Linked DNA regions of Homo sapiens: region 1 is linked to region 2. The links are chromatin contacts, found by Hi-C or POLR2A ChIA-PET in ENCODE. All regions are on one chromosome and are shown on one strand. Each heading gives the region's core, a stretch centred on a gene start or an enhancer-like site at or near the end of the contact. The rest is flanking DNA. Distances are from core to core; before and after follow the strand shown.

Region 1 (4,726 bases), core at 2,143-4,642, 63 kb after region 2:
TTGTGGGTGAATGAAACTACCCTGAAGGGAAGATTTTGTTTTTCTCTTCTAGAGTAAATGTGGAATTCAATCTTATTTAAAAATATTTTGAGATCCAAGAAGGATACTAATAAACCATGTGAAAGTCTAGTTATGTTTAAGATTCTAGGTGGTTGGTGTATAGATGGTGTTTTCCCAGACCATCCCAAGCCATCCTGGCTTACCACATCCAGAAAAGGGCATTTTTATAGTTGCCTCCACTGCAAGAGGACCTGACCACTGAGATACATCTTCCTGTCGTGACCTACTTAAGGGAATTTCATTTTAGGGAAAGAATTCAGGAAGATTATATGGTCTGTAGCTGGCCTATTAAAAATGTAAACATCTATCTGCTTTTTAATGTCCATACCAAGCAAATAATCAAAGTTACACATACTTCTGAAGCTCCTTTTCTTTGGAGATCTCGGACTATTTTATAGAAACAGGAAAATGTCACCTTTCTAGTCCTGTTTACCAACTCATTTTTCTTATTAATTTGCTAATCTGTCCTGCCTAGGTTAAGGGAATTTGTTATTCATTCTACTCATTTACTCATTTAACACTTATTTCATACCTGTCCTGTGCTACATGTAATAGGTATAAAATTCCATACTAGATATGAGGGGAAAAAAGATGAAAAAGACTAATTTCCTGCCCTCAGGGAGCTCATAGTCCAATGGGAGATTCAACAAAGAGAAAGAAGGTTACAACTCAAGGTAATCTTTGATTTGTCAGGAGTCATGCAGGAAAGAGTAATTTACTCTGGTTAGGGAGTACTGAAAGATTTATCTTGGGTGATGATGGATCTAGAAGGATGAGGGGGAGTTTGCTAAAAGAAGAAGCAAGGAAGGGAAATGAAAGTTTGGGGTGGTGGTGGAGGAGTTTCAGGTAGAAGAAATCATTCACAAAGGCATAAAAGTGAGAGACAGCCTGGTCCATTTTGGAGCAAGAAATTGGGCCATAATTGATGTTTGTATCTCTACCTTCCAGAGTCTCAGAAACTAGAATGTTTTTCTAGGACTGTTCCAAATCCAAATGTTGTCTACGGCCATACCACGCTGAACATGCCCGTTCTCATCCAAATGTTGTATCATTTATCACCCAAAATATAGTGTATGACAAGGAGCTCAAAACTTATTCTCAATGCCATGACTAATAGTGTTTTAAAACTATATTTTTCTGCCTGGTGTTCATCATGACCCTTGGGGACATATCTGGGACATGTCACATGGGCTCACCATGAGTCAGGTATGGGAATGTCACATGTCAAACTACTTTTGCTAATCAAATACACAAAATGCTGATTCCCTCACTGTTCTTGAGATTTGCAGCAGTCACAAGTTCCAGTTTGCTAAGAAATTCTCCTATGCCTGATTGGTTATATTATTGTTTCCATCTCTTTGCATCATTAGGGCCCTGTTGTTACAAGAAACAGCAAAATAAAAGTATTTCTCTTTTCGTTGTGGTAAATTGGAAATACCCTAGAGACTGTCAAAGAGGGATGTGAAAATATTTCAGAAATATTATTTCATGCCTCCTGACTACAGGATGGTGGTGAGGACTCCTTTGTCTGAGGCACTTAGAGCTGTTGAAGGTGTGTTGCCTGGAAATGCACCTCATGGGAAGACTTGCAGGTGTGAGCGGTTGCCTAGGAATGTCATTTCAGGATTGGTAAGTGTGATGTTAATTTTAGGTGTCAACTTGACTAGGCTAAGGGAGGCCCAGGTAACTGGTAAAGCATTATTTCTGGGTGTGCCTGTGAAGATTTCCAGAAGAAATTAGCATTTGAATCAGTAGACTGAGTACAGAATATCTGCCCTCAGATATTCATGCCTCGAGTATGCATCATCCAATCTGCAGAGGGCCCGGTAGAACAGAAAGATGGAAGATGGGTGAATTTGATGTCACCTTGAGCTAGGACACTTATCTTCTTCTGTCTGTGGACATCAAAGATCCTAGTTCTTGGGCCTTTGGACGCTGGGACTTACACCTGTGCTACCCTAATCCTGGTTCTCAGACCTTTGGACTCAGACTACATTATACCACTGACTTTCTGGTTCTCTCACTTGGCTTTTGGAGATGGCATATTGTCGGATTGCTCAGCCTCCATGATTGTATGACCCAACCCCCATAATGAATTTCTACATATATATATCTTCTTGGTTCTGGTTCACTGGAGAACTCTAATTCAGCAAGTCAAAGGAGGAAAGTATATTCACCTTTAGTTTGTCCCTACTACTTAGTGATTTTATTCACTTCTACTTTAATTCAATAAGCATTCATTAATTCACTTCTAATGGACCATGAATAGTGCTAGGTGCTGGAAATGCAAAGATTAATGGACTATGATTAAGACACAGTTCATTTCCTTGAATCTCACAATTGAATAGGGGAAAAGGTACAAGGAACGGTTATACTATGGTGCAAAGATAGATGTGTACGGGGGAGCTGGGCACTTCGCTGCATCTGGGAGGGCAGAGGAGGCTCTGAAGGAGATGATAACAAATTGGATCTGAAAAGATGAGTTAAGAATCTGTCTGACCCAGAGGTTTCATGGGTCTTTAAGCACATTAAGGAGACTTGAGTGTGGTTTATAAGGTATGATTTGTACAAAAAGCACAAATCATATTCCTGTAAACACTTGAAAGTATCACAGTTTCACATCCATGTAGTGAGCTGTAACTATGTTTATTGTATATTTATTGTCTATTTTACAGATGTGAAAGCCTGAGAAGGCAGATAGATAAATGTTACTTGCCCTAGGTCACCAACCAGTGATTAGCCACTGAGGACTGAAACCCAGTATTTTTTTTCTTACAGTAAAACCCATGCTTATGGAAGTCCATACTGGACAGCAGTCTTGGGTTTGGCTAAGCTCTGCCACCACTAATGAGCCCTGTAAACTCGGACAAGTTGCCAACCTTCTCTAAACTTAGGCTTTCTCATCTGCAGAGTGGAGGGAGTAGGACTTGAGGCCCTTCTAGCTATGCAGTCTGTGATTTCTAGAGACAGAACAGGGAAGGGCAATAGGGGTGACAGGAGAGACCAGAAGCTGCCGTCACAAAGACTAGCTTTATGGCAAGCCTGTTTCCCAAAAGCACAGGCCCTTCAGTGGCCAGTGAAACTGATGTGTTTGGATTTATCAAGTAGCTTTGCCAAGGACCAGCTGGCAGAAGAAAGCAAAAAGCAGCACGGCAGATTTAAAGATGAGTTCATTTCTATGGTGTCAGCCGCAGAGGGTGCGGTTTCCCTGTCTCTAGAGTGGTGGACACAGTCTACCACTGTGTTTCTTCGAGGGGAGATTGTGCATGTTTCTTCGAGGGGAGATTGACTGTGTGCTTAGGCAGTAAACATCTTCTGGGCACAGTGTCACTGGGAGGATTTTTGTATTGAGAGGGCAGTGAGGCGTGAAACCTCAGACTCCTGTGGTACTTCCTGCTACCCAGTGATGTCAGAGGCTTGCTGCTCACAGTCCCCAGCTTAGGGCCCTGTTTCTCCAGCTCTCTGCTTACATCATGTGGGAGAGGAGCAGCAGCCATGAGAAAACCTAGCTCCTGGAAGTGCAGAGATAGAGACTGGGATAAAAGAGGGGGGTAAAAAAAGAATTCATTAAATTTGGCCTTGAAGATGGTTATTTACTTGTTTGCTGTGCTTGCTAATATGCCATATGAATAGAAAAGAGGCTGATTTTTGATGACACCATTTCAAGAGTATCCTTCATGATGTCCAGGTTAAAAGGTTTTTGTGGGTTTCTTAATTTTGTTGTTTACTGACTGGGCGTGGACATATGGACTCTTATTTTTTTTCTGGTTGCCTTTGCTACATTTACAGGCTTCCGTGTTTCTAAGAAACGAAGCAGCTGTCTTTTCATCAATTAATGGTATCAAAAGTATCGGTAATCTCTGGATGGTGCTATACAAAGTGGGTCAAGAGATATACAGTGGTCCCCCCTTATCTGTGTCCTGGGAATATGTTCCAGGATTCTTGGTAGATGCCTAAACTGCAGATAGTACCAAATTCTATATATACTAAACATGAATTTCTTTTTCCTTTTTTACAATTTCATGCATAGAAGATTCATTTTTACTGTAGATCTTAGTGACCTCAGCATACGATTTTTTTCTTTCCTCATTAAGTCAAGATCTTTTTCACCTTTTCACTTCAATCTTTTACCTTATCACTTTATAGTTTATTGGCAAATCCAAATGCCAGCATCACTACTCTTGTGCTTTTGGACTCTTAGTAAGTAAAATTAAGGTTACTTGAACATAAGTGCGTGATATTGTGGCAGTCGATCTGATCACCAAGACAGCTACTAAGTGACTCATGGGCAGGTAGCATAGAAAGTGGGAATATGCTGGACAAAGGGGTGACTCACATTCTGGGCAGGATGGAGCAGGATGGCCCAAGATTTCATTATGCTACTGAGAATGGTGTATAATTTAAAACTTACGAATTATTTCTGCAATTTTCCATTCCATATTTTCAGACCATGGTACCTTGGGTAACTAAAACCATGGAAACCAAAACTACAGATAAGGGGGGAGACTACTATATTCTAAAAGTTTATAAGAGAAAGCAATTTGATGGTGATATCAAATGCCATTGCATTGATCTCTGCAAAAACCCTTCCCATTCATTAATGCATTCCTCATACATAGACATATAGCCTCCCATCATCTTCACACACCACAGACACCTTACATTT
Region 2 (4,875 bases), core at 1-2,500:
TTTTCAGTTGATCAACATCCTCCTGATAGGCTAAGGAGTGAACTGACCTTTACATGCATGGTTTATTTCAGAGCATGTTATTTGATTCCAGCATATTTAAACCTAAGCAACTAGATTGTAAGGTCTGTAAAAACAGAATTTGTCTTTCTGGTTTTTTACTCTATTCCCCTGGCACATAGTAGGTGTTCAGGAAATATTAGCTACTATTCTCCTCTCCAAGATGCAGCTGTTCCTCTCCAGCTGTCCTGTCCTTGCTGCTCCTCCTTGAACTTGCCAGGCTACTCCTGCTTCAGCACTTTGGAGACCACAGACCAGCAGGGATCACTCCCTCTCCTCTTCTGGGTCTTTGTTCAGATTATACCATCTCAGTGAGGCCCTAACTATCTCCTTCCTTTCTTTCTTTATTTTTCCATCATATCATCGCCATCTGATAAACTGATATATTGATGTACTGATATATTGACTTATTTATTTGGGAATGTGAGCTCCACCAGGACAGGTGTTTCTGTCTGATTTGGTTATTGCTGTATACCTAGTGCCTAGAACATAGTTGCTATAATTTACTTGGATGTTCCGCCACGTACTGGCTGTGTGGTAATAGCTAATGCATTTGCTCCCTTGGATCCTTTGTTTGATTCCCCATTTGTTTCATATGGCATATGTGGGTCAGATGAGATGTTGCACATGAAAGCTCTTTTATGCTATGTGTTATGCAAATGTATTCACTTATTTATTCATTTAATCAACCAGATGCAGTTCCTGCCTTCACAGAGCTTAATAATTGGACAAATAAGTAATTTCACCAAAGTGGGAATGCGGGTGATAGGGATAGTGTGATAGGGAATGTGCAGCGTGCTATGGGAGCACCGTCACGAGGGATTCCTAATTCAGATGTGGGGACAGGACCCTGGAAGGCTTCCAGGAGGAAGGAACATAGAAGCTGAGATCTGGGGATGGAATGGGCATTCAACAGGCGAAGGGAGTGTGATGTAATTGATGGCATGGAGAGTATTGCAGGTAGGAGGAATAATGTACAGAGTCTGGAAGTGCAGAACCATAGAGTACTGGTGGAACTGAAAGTAATTCAATCTTTCTGGAATATCCAGTGTGGGGACAGATAAGTGGATAGGGATGTGGCTCGTGATATAGTCTGGGGACAGATCAAGGAGCGCTTTGCAGGCCATGCTGGGGAGCTTGGACTTGATCCTAAGGACAGTGTGGAGCCATGGAAGTCTTCCAAGAAAGGAGTGACTTGGTCTGACTTTCATTTTCAACAGTCATTTTATGGAGTAAGACAGCTTATTTCCTCGCCAAGGAACTTGAACACAAGCTCCCAGGAAGGGAGGTTGTGAAAACAGTGAAAGGGCCTTCCAGAAAGTAAATCCTTAAGCTCCATGAAATTAGCTTAAATTCTGTTTGAATCTGACTGGTGAATATCATAGCAATGAGGCCAAAAAAAAAAACCTTCATAAAAACTTAATTATCTTTGAGGCCGTAGCTCATACTTGAGGGAAGGGACATGGGTAACGCTAGAGACATATATGTTTGCATTAACTTTTACGCCACTGTGGGGCAGACAATTAAAGCAGGAGTGGAGGAGTCAGAGCAGTTTTGAATCTGCTTTTAAGTCCCAGAGAGTGTCACAGTACCTCCTACCCAGCACTGGTTGCCAAAGTAAAAGAAAGTGGTAACAATAGGGCATAAGGTGGTGGAGAAGAGGCTGGGTAGACCTTGGCCATATTCTTGCTTTGCACCTTACACTGCTATAAAGAACTACCCGAGACTGGGTAATTTATAAACACAAAAGAGGTTTAATTGACTCAGACTTCTGCATGGCTGGGGGGTCTCAGGAAACTTAAAATCATGGCAGAAGGTGAAGGGGAAGCGAGGCATGTCTTACATGGCAGAGGAGGAGAGAGAGAGTGCTAAGAGAGAAGTGCCACTTTTAAACCATCAGATCTTGTTGGTTTAAAACAACCACTATCGTGAGAACAGCATGGGGGAAAGCACCCCCATGATCCAATCACCTCCCACCAGGTCCCTCCCTTGACATGTGGGGATTACAATTTGGGATGAGATTTGGGTGGGGACACAGAACCAAACCATATCATTTTACTCCTGGCCCCTTTCAAAGCTCATGTCTTTTTCACATTTAAAAGCTAATCGTGCCTTCCCAACAGTCCCCCAAAGTCTTAACTCATTCCAGCATTAACCCAAAAGTCCAAGTCCAAAGTCTCATCTGAGACAAGGCAAGTTCTTTCCACCTATGAGCCTGTAAAATCACAAGCAAGTTAATTACTTCCAAGATACAATGGGGATACAGGAATTTGGTAAATGTTCCCATTCCGAATAGGAGAAATTGGTCAAAACAAAGGGGCTGCAGGCCCTGCACCAAGTCCAAAACGCAGCAGGGCAGCCATTAAATCTTAAAGCTCCAAAATAATCTCCTTTGACTCTATGTCTCACATCCAGGGCATGCTGATGCAAGAGGTGGGCTCCCAAGGCCTTGGGAAGCTCTGCCCCTATGGCTCTGCAGGATACAGCACCCCTGACACACAGCTGCTTTCATGGGCTGGCATTGAGTGCCTGCACCTTTTCCAGGTGCACAGTGCAAGCTACCAGTGGATCTACCATTCTGGGATCTAGAGGCTGGTGGCCCTCTTCTCTCAGCTCTACTAGGCAGTTTCCCAGTGGGGACTCTGTGTGGGGGCTCCAACTCCATTTTCCCCCTCTGCCTGCCCTAGTAGAGGTTCTCCATGAGGACTCCACTCCTGCAGCAGACGTCTTCCTGGACATCCAGACATTTCCATAGATCCTCTGAAATCTAGGCAAAGGCTTCTGAAGCTCAACTTTTGTCTTATGTGCACTCGCAGGCCCAACACCAGGTGGAAGCTGCCAAGGCTTGGGGCTCCCACCCTCTGAAGCAATGCCTGAGCTGTACTTTGGCCCCTTTTAGCCATGGCTGGAACTGGAGTGGCTGAGACTCAAGGTGCCATGTCCTGAGGCTGCACAGAACAGGGAGTGCAGGAGGGACCCCTGGCCCACAAAACCAGTTTTCCCTTCTAGGCCTCTGGGCCTGTGATGGGAGGGGCTGCCATGAAGATCTCTGAATTGCCCTGGAGACATTTTCCCCATTGTCTTGGCTATCAACATTCAGCTTCTCTTTATTTATGCAAATTTCTGCAGCTGGTAGCTTGAATTTCTCCCCAGAAAATAGATTTTTCTTTTCTACAACATGGTCAGGCTACAGGTGTTCTAAACTTTTCTACTCTGCTTCCCTTTTAAACATAAATCCCAATTTCAGACCATCTGTCTGTGAATGTCTATGACTGTATGCTTTCAGAAAAAGCCAGGTCACATCTTGAATGCTTTGCTGCTTGGAAATTTCTTCTGCCAGATATCCAAACCATCTCTCTCAAGTTTAAGGTTACACAGATCTCTAGAGCAGGGGCAAAATGCCACCGGTCTCTTTGCTAAAGCATAGGAAGAGTGACCTTTGCTCCAGTTCATAATAAGTTCCTCATTTCCACCTGAGACCACCTCAGACTGGACCTCATTGTCCATATCACAATGAGCATTTTGGTAAAAATCATTAAACAAGTCTCTAGGAAGTTCCAAACTTTCCCACATCTTCCTGTCTTCTTCTGAGCCCTTCAAATTTTTTTATTCTCTGCCCGTTACCCAGTTCCTAAATCACTTCCACATTTTCAGATATCTCTATAGCAATGCCCCACTTCTATCAGGACCAATTTTCTGTGTTAGTCTGTTTTCACACTGTTATAAAGAACTGCCTGAGACTGGGTAATGTATAAGCAAAAGAGGTTTAATTGACTCACAGTTCTGCATGGGTGGGGAGGCCTCAGGAAACTTACAATTATGGTGGAAGGTGAAGGAGAAGCAGTCTCCTCCCTTGACATGTGGGGATTACAATTCGAGATGAGATTTGGGTGGGGACACAGAGCCAAACCGTATCAACCAGTGATGTGGCTTTGGGAATCACTTAACTTCCCTGAACCTCTGTTTCCTTTTCTGGAACATGGAATTAGTACTACTGATTTTTCAGTGTTGCTAGGATTCAATGAGATAAAGCACAGTCAGTGCTGCTATAACAGTTGTTTTGAAAACACACACATTTTTTCAAAGCTGATTGATGTATTCAGAAAAATTTGAGAATAATGCAAATTTTATGTTTACTTACATAGTCAGTTTTATCCACGAAAAGTACTAGGTGGACTCAGAAGACGGCACTCAGCTAAAGTGAGATGCATGGCAATATACAAACACACACACCTGAAACATCTACCAGCTCCTCAGTTCACCAGGTGTGTTGAGTTACACTCGAGTTACACTCATCCACATCTGCCATTACAACTTTCTGTCCATTTTCTGATAACCAGCCCCCCACCCACCACTTCACAATAACCCATAAGCTGTAACCCTTACAATGCCCATTTCCACAAGAAAGTAGTAGTGTGTTCCAATCTTGTTTTCCCATAAACTCTGCTGTTTTTACTGCACAATTTTGCATAGTGTGGTGATTTCTCAGAACTCATATGTTGTGTTATAGCAGAACTGACTCTGTCTAACACAATTCCTGGCAGACAGCAGACACTCAGTAACAGGTAGCTGTTTTATTATTAATATTAATCCACTTAAGTACAATTGTGGGTTGGGGCAGGGATCCCTAGTTACAATGTTTAGCTGCTTTGATTAGTAGTGTTAAGTGAAATGGACTGCCTGAGTGGAAGGGTTTTGGTGCTTTTATCTTTTCTAAGTGTGTGCTGGTCAGACCACCCTTGGGGTATTAACAGTGACAAACCAGGTATGTCCAGAAAAGAGCAAGCCAGAAAAGGAGAAGACATGAGAATGATCTTT

The links. Hi-C counts contacts between places; a loop is a spot of excess contacts on that map. ChIA-PET counts read pairs that join two places held with the same protein, here RNA polymerase II (POLR2A). Pooled maps may share reads with other maps.
Region 1: a loop to region 2 is called in a map of B cell, with 10 times the contacts of the local background. The contact joins two enhancer-like sites. A Hi-C loop is called at or near these places in 2 of 168 maps with a recorded cell type or tissue (B cell and IMR-90), 7 of 37 single-sample maps with no recorded cell type and 7 of 50 pooled maps. POLR2A ChIA-PET finds 5 or more read pairs at or near these places in 5 of 52 experiments (B cell, H1, OCI-LY7 and 2 more).

Annotation. Positions count from the first base shown.
Region 1 is chr1:63,889,804-63,894,529 of GRCh38, forward strand. All of the region lies in intron 1 of ROR1 (receptor tyrosine kinase like orphan receptor 1), which reads left to right. Among named protein-coding and RNA genes, the nearest start is that of ROR1, 120 kb to the left of the region's middle. RefSeq lists a silencer at 3,338-3,507. Within about 2 kb of position 3,393, at least 15 of the 41 ENCODE cell types and tissues checked have a DNase peak (open chromatin) inside an H3K27ac peak, as active enhancers do; they include B cell, where a contact is called at or near this core.
Region 2 is chr1:63,828,563-63,833,437 of GRCh38, forward strand. All of the region lies in intron 1 of ROR1 (receptor tyrosine kinase like orphan receptor 1), which reads left to right. Among named protein-coding and RNA genes, the nearest start is that of ROR1, 57 kb to the left of the region's middle. Within about 2 kb of position 1,251, at least 6 of the 41 ENCODE cell types and tissues checked have a DNase peak (open chromatin) inside an H3K27ac peak, as active enhancers do; they include B cell, where a contact is called at or near this core.